Regions from separate parts of the Homo sapiens genome. Here region 2 is linked to region 1. A link is a contact called in ENCODE Hi-C or POLR2A ChIA-PET data. All regions are on one chromosome and are shown on one strand. The core of a region is the stretch at or near the end of the contact, and the rest is flanking DNA. Distances in the headings are between cores, read along the strand shown. Region 1 holds the start of ARMC9 (armadillo repeat containing 9). Region 2 has its middle 17 kb from the start of GPR55.

Region 1 (6,138 bases), core at 1,812-4,311:
AGAATGGGGGAGGGGAACACACATAAGGCGGCTGCAGAGCAGTGAGGAAGCAGTGGGGTCTGAGACCTGCTGAAGGAGGCACATTCCAGTGAGTGTGAAAGATGGAAAGGAGTGGGCAGAGAGTGGGACAGATGCCTGAAGGCAAGACTTTGAAGGTGACTAGTACTAAAAAGCTCCCGACCACGGGAGTGGGCAGATGAGGAGGATGGAGGAAAGAGACGCCTGCAAGTAAGGAGGATGAAGAAACTGGAGGGGCCAGGATGTGGAAACCCCCAAAAGTGAAGTAAAAGAGATGAAGGGATAGGCAGCCAGCCGGGTGCTGGAGGCTCCAAGGGAACTGGAGAGACTTGCCCTGGGAAGTGGCTACCTCAGGGAGGGCTGGCAAGGGGTATGGCATCTGCCATGTGCTTCAAAGGAGCTGGGGTTTGTGAAGGAGTGGGTAGTGATCTGGAAGCAGTAATGAGGAGCAGGGAGGACACCTCCCCATGCACCACACCAGCCCTGCCAGATGCAAAAGGGGAGAGAAGAAAGGCAGCTGCTCCTGGGGGACACCCACCTCTCCAGCCTTTTTCTGGACCATGCCTCCAATCCATCCACCTCCCCCTACCTGATCCCTCTCCTTGCTCCCTTCCACCAATCCCACACTGGACCCTGCCAACAGCGAACTCCTGGCCATTCCCCCATGCAACAAGCTCTTCCAGGATCCTAAGCCTGTGGTTGATGTATGCTCTGCCCCCCCAGGCAAACATGACTCATGATTCTAAGCCAAGCCAGATTTAATCTCTTTTCAAGAAGTCTTCCATGAAAAACCCCTCCCTTCTTTCCCTACCAAGGCTTTTTTTTTTTTTTCTTTTTCTGAGATGGAGTTTAGCTCTGTTGCCCAGGCTGGAGTGCAGTGGCGGGATCTCGGCTCACTGCAACCTCCACCTCCTGGGTTCAAGTGATTCTCCCACCTCAGCCTCCCAAGTAGCTGGGGTTATAGGCATGCGCCATGACGCCCAGCTAATTTTGTTGTTTTGAGATGGAGTTTCACTTTTGCCGCCCAGGCTGGAGTGCAAAGGTGCAATCTGGCTCACTGCAACCTCTGCCTCCCAGGTTCAAGTGATTCTCCTGCCTCAGCCTCCCAAGTATATGGGATTACAGGCGTCCGCCACCAACGCCCAGCTAATTTTTGTATTTTTAGTAGAGACAGGGTTTCACCAGGTTGGCCAGGCTGGTCTTGAACTCCTGACCTCAAGCGATTCACCCACCCAAAGTGCAGGGATTACAGGCATGAGCCACTGCACCTGGCACTTCTTATAACCCTGTTCACAAAGACAGGGAGCTGTATTTCAACTTCATATCCCCAGAACCTAACAGAGTGTCTAGTAAGCAAGAAAGGTACTCAAGGCATATAATGAATAAATGAAGCCGGAGCTGAGGGGATGTCATTTTAAAGGCCCTGGAACGGGAAAAGTGAGTTTCTGAGAATTTGAAACCTTGAGGCCAACCTCAAGGCCTTTGCGCATATTACTCTCTCCGCCTAGAACACTCTTCCCTCTCTTCACCTGGTTAACCACTGTGCCTAATAAACATCACCTCCTTAGAGTAGACCTCCCTAAGCCGTTTAAATAGTATCTGCTGTGATCAACTGTCATTGAATGTGAGTGCTGCTGGGTATCCTATTACTCAACATTCTTAGAAATTACAGAATTGGCCAGGCACAGTGGCTCACACCTGTAATCCCAACACTTTGGGAGGCTGAGGCAGGCGGATCACCTGAGGTCAGGAGTTCGAGACCAGCCTGATCAACATGGTGGAACCCCATCTCTACTAAAAATACAAAAATTAGCCGGGCGTGGTGGCGTCTGCACCTGTAATCCCAGCTACCAGGGAGGCTGAGGCAAGAGAATCGCTTGAACCCAGGAGGTGGAGGTTGCAGTGAGCCGAGATCATGCCACTCCACTCCAGCCTGAGCGACAGGGAAAGACTCCGTCTCAAAAAAAGGAAAAGAAAAAGAAATTACAGAATTTTCTCTAAACTTTTATATCATAATAGGTATCATTTATTGAAGGTATATGGTATGCCAGGCAATGTGCAAAATGTTTTACATTTAACCTTCATAGTAAACCTGACAGGTGAATATAGTTTATATTTTCCCATTCCAGATGAGGCAATTTGAGGCCCAGGAAGTCTGACACACTCCCAACAGCCACAGTAAGTGACTAAGCGGCTGAAAAGAACCACTACACAGTATTTCCCAAAGTCTGGACCACCTAAATCAGAATCAGCTGGCACGCTTGTGCAAATGAAAATTCCTGCCTCCACCCTGGTCTTACTGAACACCGTGGCAGGCACCATGCCCAGAAATCTGCCTTTTAAACAAGCTCCCTGAGTGACTTTTACACACTCTCAAGTTTGAGAACCAGTGCTCTCCTTTATGCGGAAACTAAGAAAAACTTTTCCAGTTACATTTGGGGATTGCAGCGGCAGCTTTTGAATTCCTATATAAGAAAGATTTAGGGCCCACAAACGGGTGGGATTATGGGATTTGTATGGAAGCCGAATCTGCATAGCACGCATCCTGTTTTTCCTAAGATTAGGTGAAGTCTGGACTTCAACTGGGTGCCTCAGGAACGCGGCTAGCAGATGGAGATTATCAGGGGGATCTAAATCCCGGATAACCCGCTCGCGCCGCCACCACCAGCTGGATGGCTTGAGGGACCCCCTCCAAGTATGGCCCACTGCAGCAAAGATCAGGGACTACTTGCGGGAAGCAGCTGGGCCTGTCCTTTCTTGGGATGTCCAGGCGGCCGCCTCGGCCCTTGCCGAAGAAAGATCCCTGGACCGCAGGCGAGAAGTGGTAGCATCCGGCGGCGGCGGAGCGGGCGCGTCGGGTTTTTCCTCGGAACAAGAGGTCCGCAGAGCCTCGGCCCTCCAAACGCACCGCTGCTCCTCCCAGCACCAGGACGGCGGGCGGAGGGTGGCCCGGCTGCATCCGGGGACGCGCTTACCTGCTGCTCGGCCGCGGACACTCGCGCTATCCCAGCCCGGCCGCCACCTCCGCAGCCGTCACCCGGGCAACCGCCGCCGCCACCCCGGCGTCACGTGGGGGCGGCGCAGCCAATCGCGCGGGGCGCCGCCGACGCGGAGCAGCCTGGGAGGGAAGGTGGGCGACCCCGAAACTTCCTGGCGGCGGAAGTGAGGGTCCACAGCCCAGCAGTGGTGAAGGTTCACGCGCTGGATGACCGCGTCTTCTGTGGTCCTCTCCACCACTCCACTTTCGTTCGTTCATTCATTCGTTCATTTCCCTTTCGTTGCGCCAGTCGCTGCGCCGGCTCTCGGGATGAGCCGGAGCAGGCTCAACCCCTTGTCTCAAGGAGCTCGTGGTCGCGTAGAGAACACAAACTAGGACAGTGTGGTGTCCGTGGGGAAAGAGTCAGGCATGGTTATTCCCATCTTAAAGGAGGGACCTGGGGCCACCTTAGAACCAAAAGTGACGCCCAAGATGTGCATTAAAGCTCCGGGGACCAGGGTCCCGCCCCACTGCAGCGGTTTCCAAGGATTTCAGAGAAACTTTTTGTTTTCCATGTCAAATGTGGGCTATTAAAAATAAATCAGGAGCACACGTCTTCCCTCTCTTTGCACCTGATGCTTTTGAACTGAAGTTCATCAGCACTGAATGAGCACTTGCTAGTCACCCAACTTTGTGCTGGAGGGTGAAGAGATGGCCATGGATAGAAAATCCCTCCCCTCCAGGCGTTGAGATTCCGTGGGAGTCTCTCGTTGCCACCTCAGTGTTTCCACCTCCATGCTTCCAAGAAGGAGGAGGCTACCAGGGCCAGAGACAGGGAATGGGGCACGGAGAAGGTAGGTCAGCTCGCCTTTGAAGAAGCCCTAAGATGGGCTGTGGCCACCACTTCCCCAGTCCCCAACCCTGCCAGTGGATTGTCTTCCAAAAGAAAAAAAGCTGTATTTAGTAGAAGAGAGCCCTATCTTCTGTCCAGGTAATATGGATTGAAAATAAATCTTCAATCCATGGCCATAATATTTATCGTCAACACAACTGTATGCCGGGAGATGCCAGACAAAATATAGAACACACAGTTAAATGTAAATTTTAGATAATGTTTTAGTGTAAGTAAATCCCAAAAACTGCTTCATTTTATTGTGCATGTAGGATGTTATATTGTTCTGTATTTTTGTTTGCAAAACGTGCAGCCTATATGTGTGCCCAGCATTGTGCTAAGTGAATCATATAGATTGTTTTCTTTAGTTCTCACACCAGGCCCGGCACGGTGGCTCACACCTGTAATCCCAGCACTTGGGAGGCCAAGGCAGATGGATCACCTAAGGTCACAAGTTTCAGACCAGCCTGGCCAACATGGTGAAACCTGTCTCTACTAAAAATACAAAAATTAGCTGGGCGTATTGGCATGTGCCTGTAGTCCCAGCCACTCGGGAAGCTGAGGCAGGAGAATCCTTGAACCCGGAAGATGGAGGTTTCAGTGAGCCGAGATCACGCCACTGTACTCCAGCCTGGGCAACAGAGTGAGACTCTGTCTCAAAAAAAAAAAAGTTTTTAATTCTCACACCACATCTATGAGATGAATAATATTTTCAGCATTTTACTGATTGACAATGTTGTAATTAACCTGAGCTGTGTGCTCTTAGAAAACAGCCACAGTTAAGAAATCTCACCCACGCACCCCCAAACCTTTTGTTTTCTAAAATCCTCCACACTTTTGTGTTCTGGGAAGTAGCTTATCAGAAAGAACTACCCTTCCACATATGACTTCATCAGACCCACAGTCCTGTCTTTCTCATGCCTCCCATATGATGCACGGATGACCCCCTTGTTTACCTGTGACAAGGACAAATGCAGACCTTTTCCCTTCTGCCTGAGTCTGCCGGCAAGGCCAAGGACAGACTTTTCAGCTTCTCATTCTTTGTCTCATGGTTGATTAGCTGAGATTAGAGCTGTCTGTTTTGTCTTTGGCAAGATGAACAACATGAGGCATACGGGATTAAGAAACTCCTCAAAGTTTACACCACTGAGGAGACCAGGACTAAACCCAGGTCTCCGTGTCTCTGGACCCTGGGCTCTGAGCTGCCGTGAACACCCCACCTGCTTTGCTTTCCCTCCTGAGTGCATTTGCCTGACTGCCGGGATTATGGTCATTGTGGTGGCTATTGTCTTTGTCTGTCTACCTCCCCTCTCCCTTCTGGTAACATACCCCATCCCTCACCACAGGATGGGCAGATGGTCCAAACTGGACCAATCTTACCCCATCCCTCTGGCCTCAGTGATGGGTCCAGGATGGGCATGTGAGCCAAGCAAAGCCAATGATAGTCCTTCCCTGGGATTTTGCTGTTGAAGTGTGGTCAGGTTATTGTAAAGTGAGACTCCAGGGCAGCCTACAGCATTCACTACATGGGAAAGACTGAGAAGATGAAGCCATTACCTAGAGAAATGCAAAGAAAGTGCTGGGGACATCAAATCCCTGGTCCCAGGATCTGAGTTCCCTGGAGCTGCACTTATTCTTACAGCTCCTCCAGCATCCTTCCAATCAACTGTCTTTTAAATTTTTTATTTTTTTGAGACAGGGTCTTACTCTGTCACCCAGGCTGGAGTGCAGTGGCGCAATCTCAGCTTGCTGCAACCTCTGCCTCCTGGGCTCAAACAATCCTCCCACCTCAGCCTCCCTCATAGCTGAGATTACAGGCATGTGCCACCACGCTCAGCTAATTTTTGTACTTTTTATAGAGACGGAGTTTTGCCATGTTGCCCAGGCTGGTCTCAAACTCCTGAGCTCAAGCCATCTGCCTGCCTCAGCCTCCCAAAGTGCTGGGATTATACATATTACTGCACCCGACTTCAACCATCTTTTTAATTTCAACTAGTTTGGACCTGCATGGTGGCTCATGCCTGTAATCCCAGCACTTTGGGAGGCCAAGGTGGGAGAATTGCTTGAGGCCAGGAGTTTCAGACCAGCCTACACAACATAGCAACATCCATCTGTACAAAAAAAAAAAATCCGTCTGTACAAAAAAAAAATTATTTTAATTAATAAACTGGTTCAAGTTGGGTTTCTGTCACTTGCAACCAAAAGAGACCAGACTAACATAGACACAATTTCTATATGTCTGTTTGAGATA
Region 2 (6,138 bases), core at 1,082-3,581, 260 kb after region 1:
CGGGAGGTGGAGCTTGCAGTGAGCCGAGATAGTGCCACTGCACTCCAGCCTGGGCGACAGAGCGAGACTCCGTCTCAAAAACAACAACAACAACAAAAAGTGAATCTGTAATATCGTCCACCACGAAATCCATATTCAGATTCCTCCATTGTGTCAAAACTGTCTTTTTATGGCTGGTTTGTTCAAATCAGGGCTCAAATAAGGGCGCGGGTTGCATTCTTTCCAAGTCACCCCTTTTTTTTTCCCCTTTCCTTTTCATGTCATTGATTTGTTGGAAAAACTGGGTCATTGGGAGTGCATTCTCAATGCACAGCAAATAATTGGAATCCTCTATCCAGCGCTTGCCCTTGGAAAGGCCTCCATGCAGGAGGCAGCTGCCTCCCGGAACTCAGTCCTCTCTCAGCCTCTTTCCACCTCAAATCCCAACCACACACTCGCCACCCACGTCCCCGCTTCATTCTGGGAATTGCCTTTCCTCTCCCCCGCCGCCATCTTTTTGCGCAGATCACCTTAGCCTGTCTGTCTTCTGTAGTCTTCTATCTGCTTTGTCCACCACCAGAATTTGTTACTACCGAGGAGGGCCAGCAGACACAAATCCTTCCCCTAGAGGCTGGTGGGAGGAAGGAAGGCAGCTCCCAGCCCCGCAGTGAGGCTCCTGCTCCTGCTTCATGGAGGGCGATGTGCGGGAACCTTACCTGGTTCTTCCCCCGGCAGCGAGTGTGGGTGGCTGGGACAGCATCTACGTTCGTTGTCGCATCTGCAGGGCCTAGCGCAGCGCCTGGTATTTGCAGGGCATCAAGAATGATTCTTGGAGGGCTGAACAACCAGCATGAGGGCAGGCAATGGGCCTTCCTTGTCTTTGATACCGTGGCCAGGCCTGAAGAATCAGGATGAACAAGCGGAATGTGAATTTGTTATTTTTATTTTTAATTTTTCTGGTACATAGTAGGTGTCTGTATTTACGGGGTACATGAGATCAAAGTAAATTTGTGACAAAGCATTCAGTTATATTCTCTCCACTCCTGAAAGATTCTCTTCACCTTCAGTTAAAGCAAATCATGCTGTAGGACGTCACTGTTGAGTCATTCTCCGGGGGCTCCCAGAGACACGGCATTCTCGTTTTCACTCTGAGAATTAAATCTTGTGCCGGGTGTCACAGTCATCTCTGTTGTGGACATTTCCCTCTGAACTAACCAGCGATGGTTACTGGAAACCACGGCTCCTCCACCTCCCTCCACAGGCTTTCTCCCCTTCCCTTCCACACTTCTGGGGTTTGCCTGGGGATCCAAGTCTCTACACTGGTGAAGCAGGCACAGCTGTCAGGTCACAGACTCACGTGTGCAGGACCATAGCTTCTGGGTCATCAAGCTCATGGAAGCCCCCGGGACAGTCATGTGGGCACACGTTGGAGGGATGTGGATTTGCCCCTTTCCACACCACAGCTTTGCCCTGTCCAATGTCCAGTGGTGGGTAATTTCCTGGGAAGTCTCCTTGAGGTCCTCTCTGGGACCCGGCATCTGGGACCAAGATGCTGTTGTGTGTGTAATGAATGGCAGAAGGCATCTTCATGGAGAGGCTTCTCACTTCACTACTCTTGCTGGTCCTCCTCCTGGGCTAGGGCCAGGGAGAAGAGGGACAGCCCGAGGGCCCCTTCCTAAGACAGACCCTGTGTTAGGCCATTCTTATGTTGCTATAAAGAAATACCTGAGGCTGGATAATTTATAAAGAAAAGAGGTTTAATTGGCTCACTGTTCTGTAGACTTTATATGAAGTGTGGTGCCGGCATCTGCCCTGCTTCTGATGAGACCTTGCTTGCAATTTTGGCAGAAGGCGAAGAGGAAGCGGCATCTCACATGGCCAGAGTGGGAGCAGAGGAGGGGTGGGGAGGTGCCGCACACTTTCAAACAGCCAGATCTCGCAAGAAGGAACTCGCTGCTGAGAGGACAGCACCAAGGGGAGGGCGCAAGATCATTCATGGGAAATCCACCCCCATGATCCAACCCCCTCCACCAGGCCCCGCCTCCAGCACTGGGGATGACAGTTCAACATGAGATTTAGAGGGGACAACACCCAAACTCCATCAGACCCTGGACGGGGATAGCTCTTAGCTCTCCAGGCTCTTGCTCCGTGACCTACTCTGGCATTGTTGCCTCTCTTGCTTGGCCCCCCAGCTGGGGATGCCCGGAGACAAACATGGGCACTGCTGCTCCTGCCAGGAAATTCCTGAGCCCAGACATCTCTTAGCACCCATGCCCAGGGCTGGCTGGGCTTCTTGGCCCTCCACGGAGGGGCTGGCTAGTGGGAGAGGAGAGGAGGTGCACAGGAAGGAGGGGCTGCTCTGGAAGGCAATAGCCAGCCAAGCTCTCGGGCAGTCTGGGGGCGGGGAGCCAGCCAGGATGCTGTCCTGCTAACAGGGGATGGCTCCGGATGTAGATGGGCCTTGACCTGGCTCTAGTCCAAGCACTGCCCGGGATGGCCTCTGCTGGGGCCTCAGTTTCCACCTCTCTACAATGGGCACAGTTGTGCTACAGAGAGCGCTCTCTCTCTCCTCTCTCTCTCTTTCTCTCCTCTCTCTCTCTTTCTCTCCTCTCTCTCTCTTTTCTCTCTCCCTCCTCTCTCCTCTTCTCGTCTCTTCTCTCCTCTTCTCTTCTCTTCTCTTCTCTTCAGGTCACAAGGACAAATCCTAGGGGAACAGAAGCAGGATGGAACTCTGACTTCAGAGCCCCAGGGTCGTGCTCTCACTCTGTTCATTGGCAATGATGAAGGAAAAATTGGTCTGCTTTCACCCAGCTCTCCCTAGCCTGCCCCTTCTCCTGCCCCTTCCGTGTCTCTTCCCCCTTACCCCATTCTTGTGGATGGGGGTGGGGGTGGAGAGTGGGGGGTTCCTTCTTCTGGGTCTGGTGCCCACCCTCCCCATCGGGCCCTTCTCAAACAGCCAAGCTCCCATCTCCCACTGGCTGCCCCTGGCCTTTGGACCCTGCCACCCTGCAGCCCCCTGAAGTCCCTTCCCCCATGGCCCACCCTCCCTCTGCTCTTTTGGCTTGGCCTCCCTCTCTGCTCTTCACTCCTCCTGTGCCATTGACCTCCCTTTTGGCCTTTCTCTGGCCTCCAGCCACCAGGGCAGATGCTCTACTGCCCCCTGCCGCTCTCCCCCCACACCTGCCTCTTCCACCTGCCCTCCATTGGCCCTTCCTGCAAAACGTCCTGGGGGCCTGAGTGGGGAATGGAGGCTGGAGGGCAGTGGCTGGGTCCCTTGTGGGGTTGGTCTGGGACTCCTGCCCCTGAGGACTAAGTAATTCTCTCTCTCAGCTGCTCTGCTGGGGACACTCCCTGAGGGAGGCAGGGCCAGGAGGCCCGGCTGAGGCAGGAGAAGGAGGCAGAAGAAGGAGGCAGGCCCTTGCCTCTGTCCTGGGCCCCCTTTCTGTGATCTTCTGGCATTCTCAGGGGTCTGCCCAGCCCTGGAGTGTGAGTGTGGGGGTGGCCCCTCTGAACGTATTCTTGCTGTTCTGTTGGTTCTGACAGTGTCCTTCCTGCCCCTTCTGGTCTGTGTCACATTCACTTTAATCTCAAAATGTTTTCTGAAATTGCTCAGAAAAGAAAAGGCCCAGTATAGCCCCCATCACAGGGAGGGTAGCTCAGAGGGGGCCACTACCCCGGGCATCAGGCTCCCCTGCACTCTGGATCCCAGAATGTCCAGGACCCCTGGGCTGGAGAACAAAGGGCCATCTCTCAATGATCAGTCAATAACTCATCAAATATTTCTTAAAGAGAGCAGACAGGATCCCTTAGATCTTACAATGTAAGATGCAAATAGATATCAAACAAATACTTGAAATATTTTAATGTTTAAGATATTTAAAAAGCACAACTTTTGGAGGAAGATGAAGGCATGACATGAGCTGATAAAGGGGACCCCGAGTTGAGCTGGAGATCAGGGAAGGCCTCCCTGGGGGAGTGACGTTCAACCTGAGACCTGAAGGACAGGGAGTCACTGCGGATGTGACCCAGAGCCAGAGATGAGACTGGGACCTCATTTGTCCCTGAGCTTCCTCCAGCCACAGTCCAGCTCTGCTTGGTGACGGCATCGCAAATAGGAAAGTCACGAGGTGGTAGGTGGTGGTCCCAGGGAGGGAAGGCCAGGAGACCGAGTGTGGGAAGTGGTGGGCACACAGCTCACCATGGCAGAGGAGGCAGAAACACATGTGGCCATGGGAGAGCCCAGGTTGAGCGTCCTGGGTCTGGGAGCGGGGGCAGGCCCCCCAGGATACCACCCTGGGTTCAGGTTCAAATGCTATGCTCAGTCTGGGGGACTTCTGGTGCTTGTCTTTCTTCCAGCAAAGGGCCCTGCTCACTGTGGACTCTGGGCACTCAGAGGGCAGCTGCGCTGGCCACCAGCAGCCAGCCAGGTCAGGACCGCACTCCTGCAGCCTCCCTGGGAGTGGCCGTGGGCTCCTGTGGGGTGCTGGACAGAGCATCTAGAGGGTTCTCTCTGAGCCTGGAGGCACCCAGGCATCAGGCCCTCCAACCCCTTCTTTTCTTTTTTTTTTCTGGAGATGGAGTCTTGCTCTGTCGCCCGGGCTGGAGTGCAGTGGTGCCATCTTGGCTCACTGCAACCTCCGCCTCCTGGGTTCAAGCAATTCTCCTGCCTCAGACTCCTGAGTAGCTGGGACTACAAGTGCACACCGCCACGTCCGGCTAATTTTTTGTATTTTAATAGAGATGGGGTTTCACCGTATTGCCCAGGCTGGTCTAGAACTCCTGAGCTCAGGCAATCCACCCGCCTTGGCCTCCCAAATTGTTGGGATTACAGGCATGAGCCACCATGCCTGGTCTCCAACCCCTTCTTAATTCCTCCCTGCAGGCCCCGGTGCAGCCAGGGATACTCCCGTTTCCCACCCAGGGCAGGCAAGGAAAGCCTGGACTGGCCAGAAACGCAGGCAGCACTTTCATACTCTTCGACCTGCCCAGCTGGGGCGAGGCGGCCACCCAGCAGCAGCATGGGCCCCCAGGGAGGCAGGTGCTGTGAATCCTGGCCCAGTGACCCCTGAGAGCTCACAAACAGGGCACAGGGTGCTGCCCACTCTAAGGAGGCACAGTGTGGACTGGCTCCTCCCTAAGCACAGCCTGGTGTGTGTCAGGGTCCAGAATGACGCTGTCTTCGGCCCCTGCAGACTTCTCAGTCTTGATAAGCGCCTTCCTGCAGGACGAGTTCATGCTCTGGAGACACCTTCCACTATCTTCAGGGGGCTGCTTCAGAATTCACAGCAGTTTTGGGCCTGGGGAGCCTGGACCCCTCCCACTGATGGCCTTGAATCTGCAGATGATTATGAAGAGAACGCAGCCTGTCAGGAAACCCCAGCCTTGAGCTCTGAATTTTAATGCCAAGGGTGGGTGCCAGGAGGGAGGTGGCTGTGTAAGCGCCGCCCCCACTGAGACCCCATGAGCGGTTAGCCCCCTTCCTCGCTTTCTCCATCTGGCTGCTGGGCTCTGGTCCAGGTGCAGGCTGAAGGGCCTCCCGCCTGCCCCTGGGAGGCTGTAGCTGCCCCAAGCCATTTGCATCCACCCTTCAGGTCCCAGCATCGCAGGACTCCAGGGGGGCCACGTAGCTCAGGGATGGGAGGACTGGCTCTTTCTGGTGCCTGGCAGGACACTTTGGGCCTACTGGGGGTGGCAGTGGCAGGCCAAGGAGATGCCTGGGGTGGGAGGATTAGCTGTCCCCGCCCCCGCCAACACACCCCTGTCTCCCAGGGGTATGATGTCTCTTCAGCCTGTGACTGTCTCTCCCCGCTGCAGCCTGCTTGCCCCTGGGTGGGGAGGGATGGTGGCACTGGCTTCCTCCCGAAACAAGGACTTCCTCCACCCATCGTGCCTGGGGATGCCGGCTGGCCGTTCAACTTCCACACTATCTCCTCACCTGGTTCTACCCGGGCTCCTTGTTCCCTTTAGAGCAAGCACTGGCCTGCACGCCAGGCTCTCCCCCTTCTCCAGTGTTACATGGACACGGCCCTGTTATTGCCAGAGACCCACAGACACCTTTCCTTAGGGGTTGTGAATCCTCTGGCCTCCTGCTCAGGTGCTCTAGAAGACTCCCCCATGCATGTCTAGGGAGCCAGTGGTATGAGATTCCAGCTCTTGCAG

What was found. Hi-C counts contacts between places; a loop is a spot of excess contacts on that map. ChIA-PET counts read pairs that join two places held with the same protein, here RNA polymerase II (POLR2A). Pooled maps may share reads with other maps.
Region 2: a loop to region 1 is called in a pooled map, with 3 times the contacts of the local background. The contact joins the enhancer-like site here to the promoter of ARMC9 in region 1. A Hi-C loop is called at or near these places in 1 of 37 single-sample maps with no recorded cell type and 2 of 50 pooled maps. POLR2A ChIA-PET finds 5 or more read pairs at or near these places in 2 of 52 experiments (WTC11 and activated T-cell).

What each region holds. Positions count from the first base shown.
Region 1 is chr2:231,195,554-231,201,691 of GRCh38, reverse strand. It overlaps ARMC9 (armadillo repeat containing 9), which reads right to left and starts at 3,061. Exons shown (of 25, transcript NM_001352754.2): 1 at 2,994-3,061. RefSeq lists a silencer at 2,916-3,255.
Region 2 is chr2:230,939,529-230,945,666 of GRCh38, reverse strand. It overlaps a transcript of GPR55 not described here. Among named protein-coding and RNA genes, the nearest start is that of GPR55, 17 kb to the right of the region's middle. RefSeq lists enhancers at 1,559-1,778, 2,089-2,298, 3,229-3,278, 5,128-5,667, 5,668-6,138. Within about 2 kb of position 2,331, at least 2 of the 41 ENCODE cell types and tissues checked have a DNase peak (open chromatin) inside an H3K27ac peak, as active enhancers do.